Regions from separate parts of the Homo sapiens genome. Here region 1 is linked to region 2. Evidence: chromatin loops called from intact Hi-C (ENCODE). Cell type or tissue: K562. All regions are shown on one strand.

Region 1 (8,000 bases), 720 kb after region 2:
TATAGATTAGGTCACCATTATAAAGTCTTTCATGAAAAATGTTTTACTGTAGTTTATTTATCTTTTTTTAATAGGAGGCAATGGGAAAATGATATTATGATATTCAAAATACCATTGTAAACAGCTTTGCTGGAGTGTCCCACTGTCTATTACAAATACACTGAAATTGGACTAAATAGGAAAATACTTTCAGCAGACTGTTTTTTATGTTCCAGTGTTGTACAAGTGTCAATAAAAATAATGTTTATTGGTTTAAGCAGGAACAGAAGTGTTTCATCTGTAAAGGTGTTGGCCAAGGCTTGTGCCGAGATCTGGCCGGATCATTTGTACGTCTCATGAAAGTGAAAACACTATTTCTTTCTGAAATAATAGGCAATAATGGCTCTATTAAACTAAGGAGCTCTCAGTTAGGTCAAATCTGTAATTATATTTGACCAAAAAATGTAGACCAAGACTTTAGTTTAAGATTTAATAGCAGTTTCTTATTTACAGAAATTAGTGTAAGTGTGCTCTTTGTCTGTGATAGTCACATACAGTTAGCTTTTCTCAGCTACATTTTCAGCATTCACCTGGGAGTTAGAAAGAAAAAACAAGTACACTCACGTGTTAAAATCAAGAGAGTCATTGACTAATTCTGTATCTTCTGGATAACACATTCAGCAATCTGATCATACCCAACTGCCAATGTCTGGTTCATAAGATTATGAAGCAGAAATTCCTAGATAGTTATTCTAGGAAGGCACCTGAAAGGACTGGAAATTGTTTTAATTCCTCAAAATGCTTTGTATAATCCTGGATTCTAGTTGAATTTTTTATTTTGTTGGGGGAAATTTTGAGTTGTTTTATTTTGAAATCCTCTCAAGGGTATCTTAAAGGGCTTTATAGAATAATTTTTGTAACAAGCCCTTAGACAAAAGAATTAAGAGCATTGGGATCATGAATGAAATTCAAGGCCAGCAATCAAAGCAAGTTATAGGCCAGGATTGGTGGCTCATGCCTGTAATCCAAGAACTTTGGGAGGCCGAGACAGGCAGATTGCTTGAGCCCAGGATTTCAAGACCACCCTCGCCAAAACGGTGAAACCCCATCTCCATGAAAAAATGCAAAAATTAGCCAGGTGTGATGGTGCATGCCTGTGGTCCCAGCTACTTGGGAGGCTGAGGCAGGAGGATTGCTTGAGCCCGGGGGGCGCAGGCTGCAGTCAGCCGACATTGCCCCACTGCACTACAGTCTGGATGACAGAGTGAGACTCTGTTTCAAAAAGAAAGCAATTTGTAAACTAACATTTTATAAAAAGTGAAAAGCAATAATTGTTGAAATATCTGTACCTTGGTTAAGGCTAAAACCAGAGTCTACCCCACCACCAAAAGAACAACAGAGATCTACCAATGCAAGTCACTAATTCATCAGATGAGCAATGCATGGGGATGCACCTGGTCCCATAAAGTTAGCAATTCTGATAGATCATATCAGAAAGTTCAAACTGAAAATTTTTTACTTATTTTGGTCTCTGGTTCAAATGGATGCTGTGAGTGTTGTGAAGCATTAAAGCAAGGCAATATTAATTTAATTAATACTTATGGAGCACTTGCTACATGTCAGCCTCTAAAAAGACAAAAAGAATTAAGACACAATATATGATCTAAAGGAGTTTACAGCCTAGGGAGAAAGACAAAAATGAACTAATGACTGATGAGATGAGGAAGGGCCATTCCAGGGGAGTTGGGGAGGTCACAGCCAGATATGCCTCAATGTACCAGATGGGGAAGGAAGAAACGCAATGCAGTGAGTGCTGAACATGCTTTCAAGGAGCTTGGCTGTGAGGGGAAAAGAGAGGACCATGCTACAGAGATAAGCAGAGTGGAAAAGGGCTTTTTTAAAATTCTGTTTGCTTTTAAGATTTTAAAGATATTTCTTCACATATCTAGGTTATGGGAAGGCACCGATAGAAGCAGAGGAGACAAGAAGAGGAAGAGAGGGAGAGGGAATGAATATTTGATGGAACATCCTGGGATAGGTGAAAGAGAGCTGAACAACTAGATAAGGTCTTAAATTTATGTCTTCTTTTGGCTTAAGAAATGTCAAAATCGAAATGTTTTACTTTGTGACCACTGTTTTCAAAATGTAATTCCAAAATAAACTCTTAAGAAACCTAAATATTTTGAATAAAATGAAGTTCATGTACCTCTAATTTAAATGCAAAACAATATAATATTACTTGAAGGAGACAAATGACATATGGGATGATAATAAATATGACTCTTTTAGATTTCGTAAAATAATTTAAAAAAAAAAGTGTGTGGCACCTCCCCCGCTTGCTCTCTAGTTCCAGTCTCTCCATATGAGAAGCCTGCTCCCACTTTGCCTTCTGCCATGAATGGAAGCCTCCTGAGACCTCCCCAGAAGCTGAGCAGGTGCCAGCACCATGCTTCCTGTTAAGCCTGCAGACCTGCGAGCCAATTAAACCTTTTTTCTTTATAAATTACCCAGCTTCAGGTATTTCTTTATAGCAACAGAAAAACAACCTAACACAACACGTGTCTGTGCTCCCTGTATTTCTGTAAATATAGAGCTTCAGTCAGATTCAGAATTGATTTATTTGTCAAAACTAATTGAAATACCAAGCAAACATCTGCCTCAGTTAGTGGCCACTATTTCTTCTATAACTACATTTATGTTCTACTTGAATTTCACTTTGTGTTATCCCTTTTCTTTCTTTCTTTTTTTTCTTTTTTTGCAGTTTCATGTTTTTTGACCACTTCCCTCTTTTGATTATTCATTTTTGTAAAATGTCATGTGGGCTTCTCACTAGGAGACAAGGAGGCAAGACAGTGACATGCTTTGCTCTCTTTATAAACTCAGTAACAAATATGCAGCGATTGGCAACCTCATACTTTGAAAGAGATGATGGGTCACTGATCATGATTGCATCTGTTATTTATGTTGTGATTTGTGGACTGAAGAGCTCACACAAAGTTTGTACTTTACAAAATTACTCACAGTTAAAATACCATGGTAACTGAATTTGGAACCATGTTGGGGAACTCACGTTATTTAATTAAATCATGGTTATTGGAACTAGGTGGAGCAGTGATGACCTGCACCTCTTTTTTCCTGATGTTTTCTTTTATATCTGCAATAAACATTTACAATTTTCCTCATATAGACTTTAAAATTGTCCATCAATTCTAAAAATATTTTAGTTCTTGTTGCTCTTCTGAATCACCCTTTATACTACATTTTACAAATGAGCTTCACTGATATATAGTACACAGGACAGTTTTTAGTTTCTCTACTTAATAGCTTTTAATGGATTGCTTGACTTGGTTTTTAAATTTTAAGTAGATACATCATCTGAGAATTTAAAAGTCTGTCTTTTCCATTCAGATATTTGTTTATGTTAGCGGTTTTGCTGTTGTGTGCATTGGCTAGAGACTCCAGGATAATGTTGAATAATATTAATTATAATACTGACTTTAACGGTGTATTAATCATGTCTCTTATTTTCTGAATTTGATGCTTTGACATCTGGGCCTTGTTGACCCTGGAGGGACTGACCCTCTCAGGATAAGCTAATTGCTGGATGTAATAAACAACTTGCCTGCACGTATGCCTTTCCTATATAATCCAACCAACCCAGAGTTTATACCCCCTTCTTTCTCATCTCTTCCTCACTCCTTATTCTTCTTTATCTCTGTTTGTATCTTTTGCAGTCTTTAATCTTGCTCATCACTCTCACATTTCTGGCTACTATTCTGCTTCCCTAATTTCATCAGGGCCAGATAGCAGCCTCTTCTTTCCAGCAGACAATGACATTATTCAAACTAGCCAATGCTAAGCCTGATTGCCCTGACTTGCTTGTTCCTTCACAGAGAACTGCAATAAAGATTCTTTCCCATGTTTTACCCGGTTCCCGCTGCCTCCTGACTGACCTTGATGTTCCCCTATCCTGCCCCTTGTGGTGTGCTGTGCCTACAGCTTCTAGGGAACTGTGAGTAGTAAAATAAACTGCTTCCCTCATGACAGTCATTTCTGTGTTCGTGTGTCTTACCATTACTGATTCAAACAAATCCTGGGTACTCTGAATGCAAATGACACCTCTGTTCATGCTTTATTATTGAATATGTCCTTTGCTGTAGGTTTCAGACACCTTTCATCAGTATAAAAACATCTTCCTCAGATGCTAGCGTCTTATGAAGTTTTAAATTCTGTTAACAAGGAGTGGTGTTGAATTTCATCAAGAGCCTTTTTGACATTTATTGAAATAATTATTTGTTTTTTCTCCTATGAGTTTTTCCAATAAAACTGATACTGATTGAACAATAGGTTAAAATTAAACTTTCATCAAAGACCGCCAGGATATAATAGCTGTGAAAATCCAAATCACCATACGTAGGTTTTCATAGCAAATACTTGAGAACCTGCTCCACAGCTGTTAATTCCCCTCATTTACCTTAACAATATGAAATGATCTAAAGTGGAGAAGACTGCAGGGAGCTGTTGCCTTGCACTCTCCCCACCTTGCCTTTGATAGTCCTACGTATGGAGAGGAAAATAATGCAAATGCTTAACCCTGGGTTTAGAGGGGGACTCTTCAGGAGGCCACCAAGACAACTGACCAAAAAACTCCTGGAACTAATAAGCAGTTACAGCAAGGATGTAGCATACAGGGTTAATATAGAAAAGTCAATTGCAATTGCTCTTTTACACACCAGCGATGAGCAATTGGAAGCTGAAGTTAAAAAGATACCATTTGTGTTCACATCCCTCCCTGCAAATGGAATACTCAAGCATAAATCTAACAAAATATATAAAAGATCTAAAAGGAAACCTACAAAATTTTGATTAAAGAAATCAGAGAAGGACTAAATAAATAGAGAAATATTCCATGTTCACGGATAGGAAGGCCTAGCATTTGCGAAATGTCAGTTCTTCCCAACTTGCTCTGCAGATTCCATGCAATCCCTATCAAAATCTCAACATTTTGTCTTGTGGATATTGACAAATTGAATCCAAAGTTTATATGGAGATGCCAAAAAAAAAAAAAAAGGAAACAAGGATAGCTAACACAATATTAGAAAAGGAGAAATTCAGGGACTAACACTACCCAATTTTAAGATTTACGAGAAATCTACGGCAATCCAGACAGTGTGGTATTGGCAAAGAATAGACAAATAAATCAGTGGAACAGAATAGAAAGCCCCAAAATAGACCTATACAAATATTTGTCAAAGGGGCAAAGGTAATAAAGAAAAGATAGTCTTTTCAACAGATAGTGCTGGCACAAGTGGATATCTACATGGAAAAACGAAAACAAAGAACCTAGACACAGATCTTACATCATTCAAAAAATTTTAACTTAAAATGGATCAGAGACCTAAGTAAACCATAAAACTTCTAGAAGATAACAGAGAAGAAAATCTAGATGACCTTGGGTATGGCAGTGAATTTTTAGATACAACACCACCAAAGGCATCATCTATGAAATAAATAATTGATAAGCTGGACTTCCTTCAAATTAAAACTCTTGTGAAGTACACAATCAAGAGAATGAAAGGACAAGCCACAGATGGGGAAAAACAGTTGCAAAAGACATATCTGATAAAATACTGTTATCCAAAATATACAAACCCTTAAAACCTAACAATAAGAAAATGAACAGTCCAATTAAACAATTGACAAAAGATCTGAATGGACACTTCACCAAAAAAGATACAGGTGGCTAATAAGCATATGAAAAAAATGCCCAACATCATATGTCATTAGGGAATAGCAAATTAAAAATGATACCACTACATACCTATTAGAATGGCTAAAATTCAAAACACTGGCAATACCAAATGCTGACAAGGATGTGGAACAATAAGAACACTCATTTATTGTTGGAGGGAGAGCAAAATGGAGCAGCCACTTAAGAAGGCGGTTTGGCAGTTTCTTGCAAAATTAAACACACTTTAACATATGATCCTGCAATTGCACTCCTGTTTGCCAAAATGAGTTGAAAACTGATATTTACACAAATCTCTGCACACATGTTTCTAGCTGCATTTTCCATAATTGCCAACATTTGGTGGCAACCAAGATGTCCTTCGCTAGGTGAATGAATAAATGAACTGTGGTACATTCAGACAATGGAATATTATTCAGTGATAAGAAGAAATGGGCTGTGTGCAGTGGCTCATGCCTGTAATCCCAGCACTTTGGGAGGCCGGAGCAGGTGGATTGCTTGCGCCTAGGGTTCATGACCAGCCTGGGCAACATGATGAAACCCTATCTCTACTAAAAACACATAAGTTAGGCAGAAATGGTAGGGCACATGTAATCCCAGCTACTGGAGAGGATGAGGCCAGAGAATCGCTTGAACCCAGGAGGTGAAGTTTGTCATGAGGTGAGATTGTGTCACTGTACTCCAGCCTGGACATCAGAAGGAGACACTGTCTCAAAAAAAGAAAAAAAAATGAGCTATCAAACTGTGAAAAGATAAAGATATGGAGTACTATGCTTTGAATATGGATTGGCCCTTCCAAAATTCATGTTTAGTCTTGGTTCCTAATGTGGTAGTGCTGGGAGGTGGTTTAAGAGGTGGTTAGGTCATTAAAATGGATTAATCTCTTTCAGGGTTAGTTCTCATGGGAATGGATTAGTTATCATGAGAGTGGGCTGTCATAATCAAGGTTACCTCTCCTGGTTGGTCGCTTTTTTGCATGCACCCACTTCTCATTCTGCTTATCCCCCATTTTGATTTGGAAACTTGACTGAAAAACACTTCTACAATTCCACTCACAGTTATCTTCTTTTTTTTGCCACTTTCATGGGAAAACAAGTTTTTAGCTATTTTCCCTCACTAAGATTCTATTTGTCTGTTGCTTTCCCCTTCATCCCAATAAGATGAGACCTTTAGAATGTTTTTATGTTTTGCATCTAGTTACGTAGCTGCTAGATTTTGCTAAGATAGTTTAATATTTTGAACTTTAGATTATTAGTTTTTCCCTTGAAGTGTATCTCTTCTGTTTAAAGTGTCTTTGCATTTGACACTCCCCCATCCCCCATTTGGAGACATTTCTCTGCTTACCACCATCCTTTTTTCATGGTTCCATCTTCAAGTCCCTGTCTTGATTACTTTCTTAAGTGTTTTGCCCAAACTGGGTAGATAGGTGATATATTCTCTGAATCTTTGCATAACTGTTAGTAGAGTTTTTATTTTACTCAACAGATGATTGATATTCATTTGCATGTAACACATCACCGTGCCTCTTTATCTTCCGCCTGAGCCATATTTTCCAGGCTAGCTTTTATCAGTAGTAAGCTGACATTCTAATGTCTGTCTATCTACCGTGTGGTTTCCTATTCTGAATTTAGACTGAAGAGAAAAAGGAACATGGCTGCCTTTTTATGCAGCAATAAATAATAAATAGAAAAACTTGCAATGTTTATAATTGCTCAAATTGAAATATCATATGTATGTTTATGAATAAGTGTGAATGATATTCTGAGTACATTAGTATTATATCAAATGTTAAATATTGATTGACCCAACTACTAGACATTGTGCTCCTGGAAGCCAGGGACCACATTTTAATCATTTCTGTGTCTCTAACATATTTGCTAGAAGACAAAATATATTTCTCTTCCTACCCTTCCTCTCCTCCAACTCCTCCAATCTAAAATTGAGCCTGTTTTCAGTACAGCAGTACAACAAGATTCCAGATGGAAGTCAAGGCAGAGTGATTTTATTAACCCCAGTAGCAAAAATACTGTTTCAATACAGATAAAAATTTTACATTCCATCTGTGGTTTTCTTCATTTAATTTAAAAATATATAGGTACTACAGTCACATAGTTCAAAATCAAAGTGATGTAAAATGATATTCATTAAGCCATCTTGCTCCCACCCTTGTCTCCATCAATTTCGTACCTGCTTTTCCCTGCAGAGTTCATTCATTCAACAAATATTTATTGAGTACTTAGGTGCTCAGTGTGTGCCAGACACTGTTCTAAGT
Region 2 (8,000 bases):
ATTCATTACATTTGTTTTGGGGGAAGAAAAGTATTTCTGGTATGTTTCATTGGTCCCCAAACACCTTCCAATCTGGACATGATGGGGCTGATTCCAGATGGCTTTTCTGAAATTTTATTAAAGTAGGTCAGTGTCATTTGTTTAGATAAAATATGAAAACTCTGCCCAGTAGCAGTGGCATCACTTGATTCCTGATGCCCATGTTCCAGATACCACATATAAACAGTTAAGACAATCTTAGCTTTTCTTAGACAATCTTTATCTCAAACTTCAGACATTCCAGAATTGTCATGATGTTTACACTATCTCATTATTTTGAGTTAAAAATCCTGTTCAAGAAAAAAATTGTGTATCACTTCCTAAAAAGGAAAATTCATAGCACTTGTCACAAGTGGAAGGCAACTATACAAGCCAGGGAGGGGCTTGTATTACACAGGAAGGTGTAATTAGTCTGCCTAGCCAGTTTTATCCAATGAAAGGCATGTGTGTTAGAGAGATTAGCTAAGGGTAGAAATTCAAGCATAGAGGCCGGGTGCGGTGGCTTATGTCTGTAATCCCAGCACTTTGGGAAGTTGAGGCAGGTGGATTACTTGAGCTCAGGAGTTTGAGACCAGCCTGGCCAACATGATGAAGCCCTGTCTCTACTATAAGTACAAAAATTAGTCGGGCATGGTGGCACACACCTGTAGTCCCAGCTACTGGGGAGGCTGAGGTAGGAGAATTGCTTGAACCCAGGAGGTGGAGGTTGCAGTGAGCCAAGATTGCACCACTGCACTCCAGCCTGGGTGACAGAGGGAAACTCCATCTCCAGAAAAAAAAAAAGAAGAAAGAAAGAAAGAAATGAACAAGAAAGAGAGAAAGAAAGAAAGAAAGAAAGAAAGAAAGAGAGAGAAAGAAAGAAAGAAGGAAAGATAGAAAGAAAGAAACAAAGAAAGAAAGAAAGAAAGAAAGAAAAGAAAGAAAGAAAGAAAGAAAGAAAGAAAGAAAGAAAGAAAAGAAAGAAAGAAAGAAAGAAAGAAAGGAAAGAAAGAAAGGAAAGAAAAGACAAGTAAATCCGAGTGTAGATCCAAACTGAGACACTGAGACTTCTTCCTTATAGTAGTCAGGAGCAGGCGATTGAAGTAATTCTGTCCTGTGGGGTTCAGCATCATGCAAGTTCCCCCTGGGCCGTTCTGCATCTGCAAGTGCAAATGCAGGGCACTTGCTCCACACTCTGGGAACCCAGATTAATCAGTCTGCCGTGTCACACAGTTGAAGGAGTTGCATTTATCTTTCTGGCTCCCAATTCCTTTAAAATTACATTTGTTGCAGAACCTCCACAAGGCTAAATAAAATAAAATTACATTTGTGGTCATCAGAGAACTGAAGGAACTATTAACTGGCTGTCCTGTGTTTGCTGAGATCTGGCTGTTGACAGTTCCTGGTTGGCCCCCAGTTACCCATGTCAGTTATCTCTGTTAACATTTCCAAGAATCTTTGTAGGACAATTCTCCACTTGCAAGGTCTTTAAAGTAGAACTCTGGTTTTTTTTTTTTTTCAAGGCAATTGGCCCATTGCCAAAAGGTTTTACTGTCTTAAAGCCAGAACTGTCTTTCTGAGATCTAATTCCAAGGACTCCTCCACAGCTAAGTGAGATGCCTCACACCAGTATTAGGTGATTCTTTGTGTGGATGGAACAGAGCATTTTCATCTTGTGTTTAAAGCAATTTGTTGGCTTCGGCTCCTCAGCACTTTCTACACCAGTCTCCCATTCACATCCCTAGTAATGCCTATGCGAAAAGAAAAAAAAGAAAAAGAAAAAAGAAAGAAAGAGAGAGAGAGAAAGAGAGAGAGAAAGAAAGAAAGAGAAAGAAAGAGGAAATGAAGGAAGGAAGGAAGGAAGGAAGGAAGGAAGGAAGGAAGGAAGGAAGGAAAGAAAGAGAAAGAAAGAAAGAAAGAAAGAAAGAAAGAAAGAAAGAAAGAAAGAAAGAAAGAAAGAAAGAAAGAAAAAGCTGATGGTGAAACCTACAGGTTTAAGGACTTAAACCTCAAGCTTTGTGTTAGGAGTAACGGGAGTGTGCTGAGAGGGCAAACGAGTCATACCAAAAAGCCACATTGCTCTCTCCTAAGCACCAAACCTACTCCACTCCTGAGGCCAGTGGTTCAAACAGAAAATAACTGGAGAAGACGAGGAGGTCAAAGGATCAGGGAACTAAGCATTATGTGAATTCACCAGAAAGATGTACAAAGCGCTTGTGTTTACATTGTTTTTATGGTACTAGCAGAATAAAACTGAACTATTTTAAAAATGAAAAAAACTGATATGATAACTTTACTTGTTTGATGCCGCATGGAGTATTATACATAATTAGAGCATATTAATATGAAAGTAAAATTTTTGAATGTTAAAAACCATTGTGCCAACCCTTTAAAATATTAGATCATTAGGAAGTCCATTTATTCCAGAAATGCAGGTGAGACTCATCGCGTTAGGAAATTCATTAACACAACAAATTATGTTAATTGAATTAATGAGAATGTCTTGTGTTCATAGATGGAAAAGAGATAATGCCAACATTTTAAAGAAAATTATTTAAAATAATTTAATTAGTATGGAATTGGTGCGAAATGTTTCTTAAAAACCTAAAAATAGATTTGTATAAATGAAAAATTATGACATTACATGATTAGGCAGGGTCAACATTATTAAGACATCAAAAGTACTTTAATTAATAAGTTGATTTTATGGCTGTATGGTATTCCATGGTGTATATGTACCTTTGCAAGGGCATGGACGGAGGTGGAGACCATTATCTTGCAAAGGAATTCAGGAACAGAAAACCAAATACAGCATGTTCTCACTTGTAAGTGGGAGCTAAATGATGAGAACACATGGACACATAGAGGGAAACAACACACACTGGGGCCTATCGGAGGGTGGAAGGTGGAAGGAGAGAGAGGATCGGGAAAAAAAACTAATGGACACCAGGCTTAACACCTGGGTGATGAAATAATCTGTACAACAACCCCGCCCTGCTGACAGACATTTCCCTATGTAACAAACCTGTACATCCTGCACATGTGCCCCTGAGATTAAAATAAAAGTCAAAAAATAAAAAAAATAAAATAAGTTGATTTTAACTCCAATATAGATAACATCTGTGTTCTGGATATAGAAATTTTATTGTAAAGAAGAGCAAACAAATTAAAATATCCATGAAAAGTCTGAGAATTAAAAGAGAGTGACTTCCCCTTTAAAATATTGTAGAGACTTGGAAATTAAAATTGTGTTGTGTTGTTTCATCATTAGTCTGAAAGACCAATGGAATACAACATTCAAAAATGGAATAAAACATATGTAAAAAAGTACTGTGCAATAAAAGCAGGAGTGTAGAAAGAAGAGGCGAAAGCTTGCTGCGTCTCATTGGGCACTGAAGCTCACAGACAGGCAGCAGGCTTTGTCTCTCACCACGTGTGCTTTCTGCAAGTCTGGTATTGCCACATGTGCAGGAAGGACAGTTACCATTTGAGCAAGAGCATTTTGGGGCTAATATGTGATTAATGTGACTTTTTCTGCCTCAATATTCATTGTAACCTGTTCTCATAGCCCACAGTATGTTTCCTGCTGAGCTGAGATGTTACTGCCATTAATAAAGCTGTATTGCCTGCAACTGTCCCCCTTTCTATGTTTGGGAGCTTTGAGAACAGTCACACATGATTGTGTAATTCTTTAGTTCGTCACTTGCCTGGTGAAAGACTTTCTGGGGGGCTCCTCTCCCTACTGGGCCCACAGGGGTAAAAAGCTAGTGAAGAGTTCTGGGACAGAACACTGCATGGGAACAGTGAGATGGGACACTTCAAGGTACAATGCTCTTAACTTATACCCAAACTGATGCAGACAGAAAGTTCCGCATGCCATCAGAAAATGAGAAAAAAAAAACACGTTTGGAAGGTGAAATCATCTTTGGTTGTGAAAAACACTATCTTCTTCAGAGGATGTGCTAAAATCAAAACTAACAGATGATCTATGTCTGGAATAAAAGTGGTCATTTGTTAACAGATGCTGGCGAGGCTGCAAAGGAAACTCCTATTCACTGTCTCTGGGAATGTAAATTAGGTCAGCCACTGTGGAAAGCAGTTTGGGGATTTCTCAAAAGATGTAAAACACAGCTACTAATTGACCCAGCAATCTCATTACTGGGAATATCCCCAAAAGAAAATACAACATTCTACCAAAAAGACACACGCAAACCTGCACACGCAGCACCTCTATCTAATACAAAAGTTGGCATTATTTTAAAAAGTTTTTATTTGTGAAAACTTTTCACCCATGGTAGGGATGAAAAAGTACATTCTCACTAAAGTCAAGAGGCACACACCCAAAGCAGCCCCGGGGGCAGGGCTGGGAAAGCCAGCAGCACCAGCATCCTCAGCACATGCCAGCAGGTGTTGGCTGAAGCAACAGGTGTCCTGGGGAAATGGAAAGGAGTTACTTAGACACAGTTGCTGATTCTCGAATTTCCTATTTTTCCCAGGATGTCTTTATCATTTTCTTACCCTCCTGTCTATGTTTAGACACATGGCCCTCAGAGGTGACTTGTTGGCTGCAGAACGAGGAATTCATCACTGTCCTTTGGTCAAGGTAGAGGGAGTTATGTAATTTCATAAACTGTCCATATGTGATGATGGAAATAAAAAAAGAACTGAAGAGATGGAGAAGATACATCATATTCATGAATAGAATAACTCAGTATCATCAGGATGTCATTTCTTACCAATGTACAGATTCAATGCACTTCTAATCAAAATGGAAGCAAATTATTTTATGGATATAGAAAAAGTAATTCTAAAGCTTATATGGGGAAGAAAAAGACCTTGAATAGCTAACACAATATTGAAGGAGAACAAAGCTGGAGGACAGACAGGCACTACTCAACTTCAAGACTTACTGTAAGGCTACGGTAATCAAGGCAGTATCATATTGATGAAAGAATAGACAGGTTAATGAAACAAGACAGAGAGTTTAGAAATAGCGACACATCGATATATTTAATTAATCTTTGATGAAAAAGTAAAGGCAACATGATGAAACAAAGGTTGGTTTCTTCAGAAAGTGGTGCTGGAACAACTGAATACCCACATGTAAAAAAAATGAATCAGATCTTACCTTCTCACAAAAATTAAGTCAAAATGAATCACGGACCTAAATGTCAAATACAAAACTATAAAACTTCTGGAAAATAACAGGAGAAAATCTAGACTCTCTTGGGTTTGATGATCTCTAGAAAAAAATGCCAAAGTTACAGTACATAAAAGAAATAAGTTCCTGATGGAATATAGATTAAAAATTTTTAATATACAAAATGAAAAAAAATCAGAAGAAAATATAAATGCCTATTTACACAGATACATTTTTATGTTGACAAAACCTTTCTAAGACTCTCAGAAATAAGCATTGTGAAGGTTAATTTAGCAAAACAAAAATTACCCTGCATTTGAGAAAAAATAAAAGGCAGCATACTTGTAAAATATTTACTACACATGTATGTGCATGTGTGTATATATAGCAGATTTAAAAATCTTCATTTTACAGAGAATTCACTCAAATCAACAAAAAAATCCTCTATTTAAAATTGGGCAATTTAAATTAGAGATGTAAATTGCAGATCTAAGAAAAGTACTTTGCCTCTAATTTAAAATTGGGCAAACTCCTTCTTCTAGATCTGCAAGTGACTTATGCACACAGGAAACAATATTTAGTGTTCCTCGTTAGAGAAGGCATTTAAGTTAAAACAGGAATCAAATACTGTTTTCTATCCACAAAGTTTATGAGGATAAAGAGCAGTGATATTTATACTGCTGCTTAAAGTTTAAGTTGCAGATGACTTTTCAAATAGACAATTTGGTGGTAAGTACCATATTTAAAAAATTGTATATGCCTGTTGGTGATCAATTCTATTACATTAAGATATTTTTAGAAAATAAGGAAACATACACACAATTTCTTTTTTGAGCGCTGCTTAAAATATCAGTGTATTAAGAAGAATCCATACAATGGCTTTTATAAATACATTTCAGTGAATTTACAGCGTGGGATAAAATGTGACCACTGAATGTAGAAACATATACAGAAGTATGTTGACATTTGAAAATGTATTTTGGTGTACCAAGTAAGGGTAAAGTTCAGTTTGTTTATACATACAGATGATGGTCTTGTGTTATCTGAAATTATGTACGAAATATGATAAAATTTGTTATTTGAGGGCATTTGTTTTAATATAAAATGTTTTTCCTTTTTATTATCTTTGATTTCTGCATTGAACAAGTACAATGTTATTAGTAAAAGTTTATTATTAATGAAATAATTTTGGGGAAGAGCAGGAATATGAATTTTGCACAGATTAAAATAATTTTTCACTTTCTATATTTTAATTTTTATTTTTTGTGGATTAGTATATTCTGTGAACTTTTAGCATTTTCAGAAGAGAAACTTTTTATCTGTGCTTGTTGATTTACATGTACATTTTATTAGAAACATATTTTTATTATATCTAGATTTATTATATATATGTCAATAATTACAGATTAATCATTTTAGTGTAGTTTTGTTATTAGGAAAATAAAGTAGCAAATATAAGTGCTTTATTTATAGCAGTTTTTTAAGATATTGAACTTCCCAACTATATTTATCCATTCTTTGAATCCATTTATCACATGTAAGCTGAATGCCTATTATGTAGAAGACACATTCTATTAACTCTCAAGACCCTTTCATCCTTAAAAATTTCACATTTACCTGCTCAGCCTCAGCAACATGAGAGGCTTAAAATTGGAGTAATAGGACTGAATCTCAATTGAAGCTTTTCCTCTCATCTTTCAAACAAAAATACTTCTGAAGTGAGAAATTAGTAAAAGATAACTACCAACCACGATTTTGGAAATTTATAACAGCTTTAAATAGTAATATGAATAATTGGAAATACCTAATTTACATGTACTCCCTCCATAAATCTAAATATGAATTAATATACATTCTGTAAATCTAAATACAAAATAAAATGAGCCATACCTATTCATTTGAATCCCAAGTTTTCTTTGGCTTGAAGTTTTTAAAATATTAAAGGAGTACTTTGTTTTAACAATTTGTTGTTTTTATTTCAACTCTCCTTTTGCGTAGTACTCTTAAAAGCTAAAATTTCTTTAAGTGTAAATCCTGTGATTAGGACTACCATCGTCCTGTTGTATATACCATATTCCACTTCATGGAAGGCACCCTGAATTGTGTGATGCCTCCTTATTTTATGTACCAATAAAAGATTGTTTAAATTTTTGCCAAATATAGTTCTAATAAATAATGAATTGTAAGTGGCATTTCAATGTCAGAGATGCTAAAATATGAGAAATTGAGCATCTTAGAACCGTTAAAATACAGTGTTATCTGTAACCTTTAAAACACACCACAAAGTAGGCATGATTGTATTATTTTACTTAAAATGTTGTCTTTGTTAAGTAGAAGTTATAATTATAATATCTAACAATTACTGAGCTGTTACATGTGCTAAAAACTCTTCAAAATACTTTGCATAGATTCTCATCGAGGCATCACAGTGATGTCCTGTGAGATAACTGCTGTATTCATCTTCACTTTATTGATGAGAAAATTGAGGCACAGAGAGGTTAAGAGACAGCTAGTAAGTGAAAGACCGTAAAGTTTATTCAAGCCCAAGTTGAACTGAGTCCAAAGGCCAAGCTCTTTCTATTCAAATAGGCCACTCTTTCATTAATGTAGTGAGTAATAAGAGTGAATGAATGTTGTACTTTCTTAAGGAGAATATTAAATATTTGTTTTGAAGGCAGAGAAAGAGCATGGTATTTAATGTTTACAATTGTATAAATCATTGTATGTTTTGAGACAATGGACTAAACTTTCCTAAAAAGTCCTCTCACTCTCATAGGACTGCTCTACATGGGGCCTGTGTCAACAGCCATGTGGAAGTAATAACACTTCTGGCAGACAGAAA

What was found. Hi-C counts contacts between places; a loop is a spot of excess contacts. Peaks named below come from ENCODE experiments on the same cell type or tissue, not always from the same donor. Only the 100,000 strongest peaks of a DNase experiment are listed, where the experiment ranks them.
Region 1: it touches region 2 in a loop (3-fold over the local background); 2 of 110 quality-filtered maps call a loop at or near these places.

The regions. Positions count from the first base shown.
Region 1 is chr10:26,623,482-26,631,481 of GRCh38, reverse strand. No RefSeq gene overlaps it. Among named protein-coding and RNA genes, the nearest start is that of FAM238B, 16 kb to the left of the region's middle. In K562, a CTCF peak has its summit at 3,926; no DNase peak of the experiment used is centred here; H3K27me3 peaks cover 408 bases.
Region 2 is chr10:27,341,188-27,349,187 of GRCh38, reverse strand. LINC02673 (long intergenic non-protein coding RNA 2673) reads right to left here and starts at 5,752. Exons shown (of 2, transcript NR_187428.1): 1 at 4,537-5,752; 2 at 4,271-4,449. In K562, no CTCF peak of the experiment used is centred here; no DNase peak of the experiment used is centred here.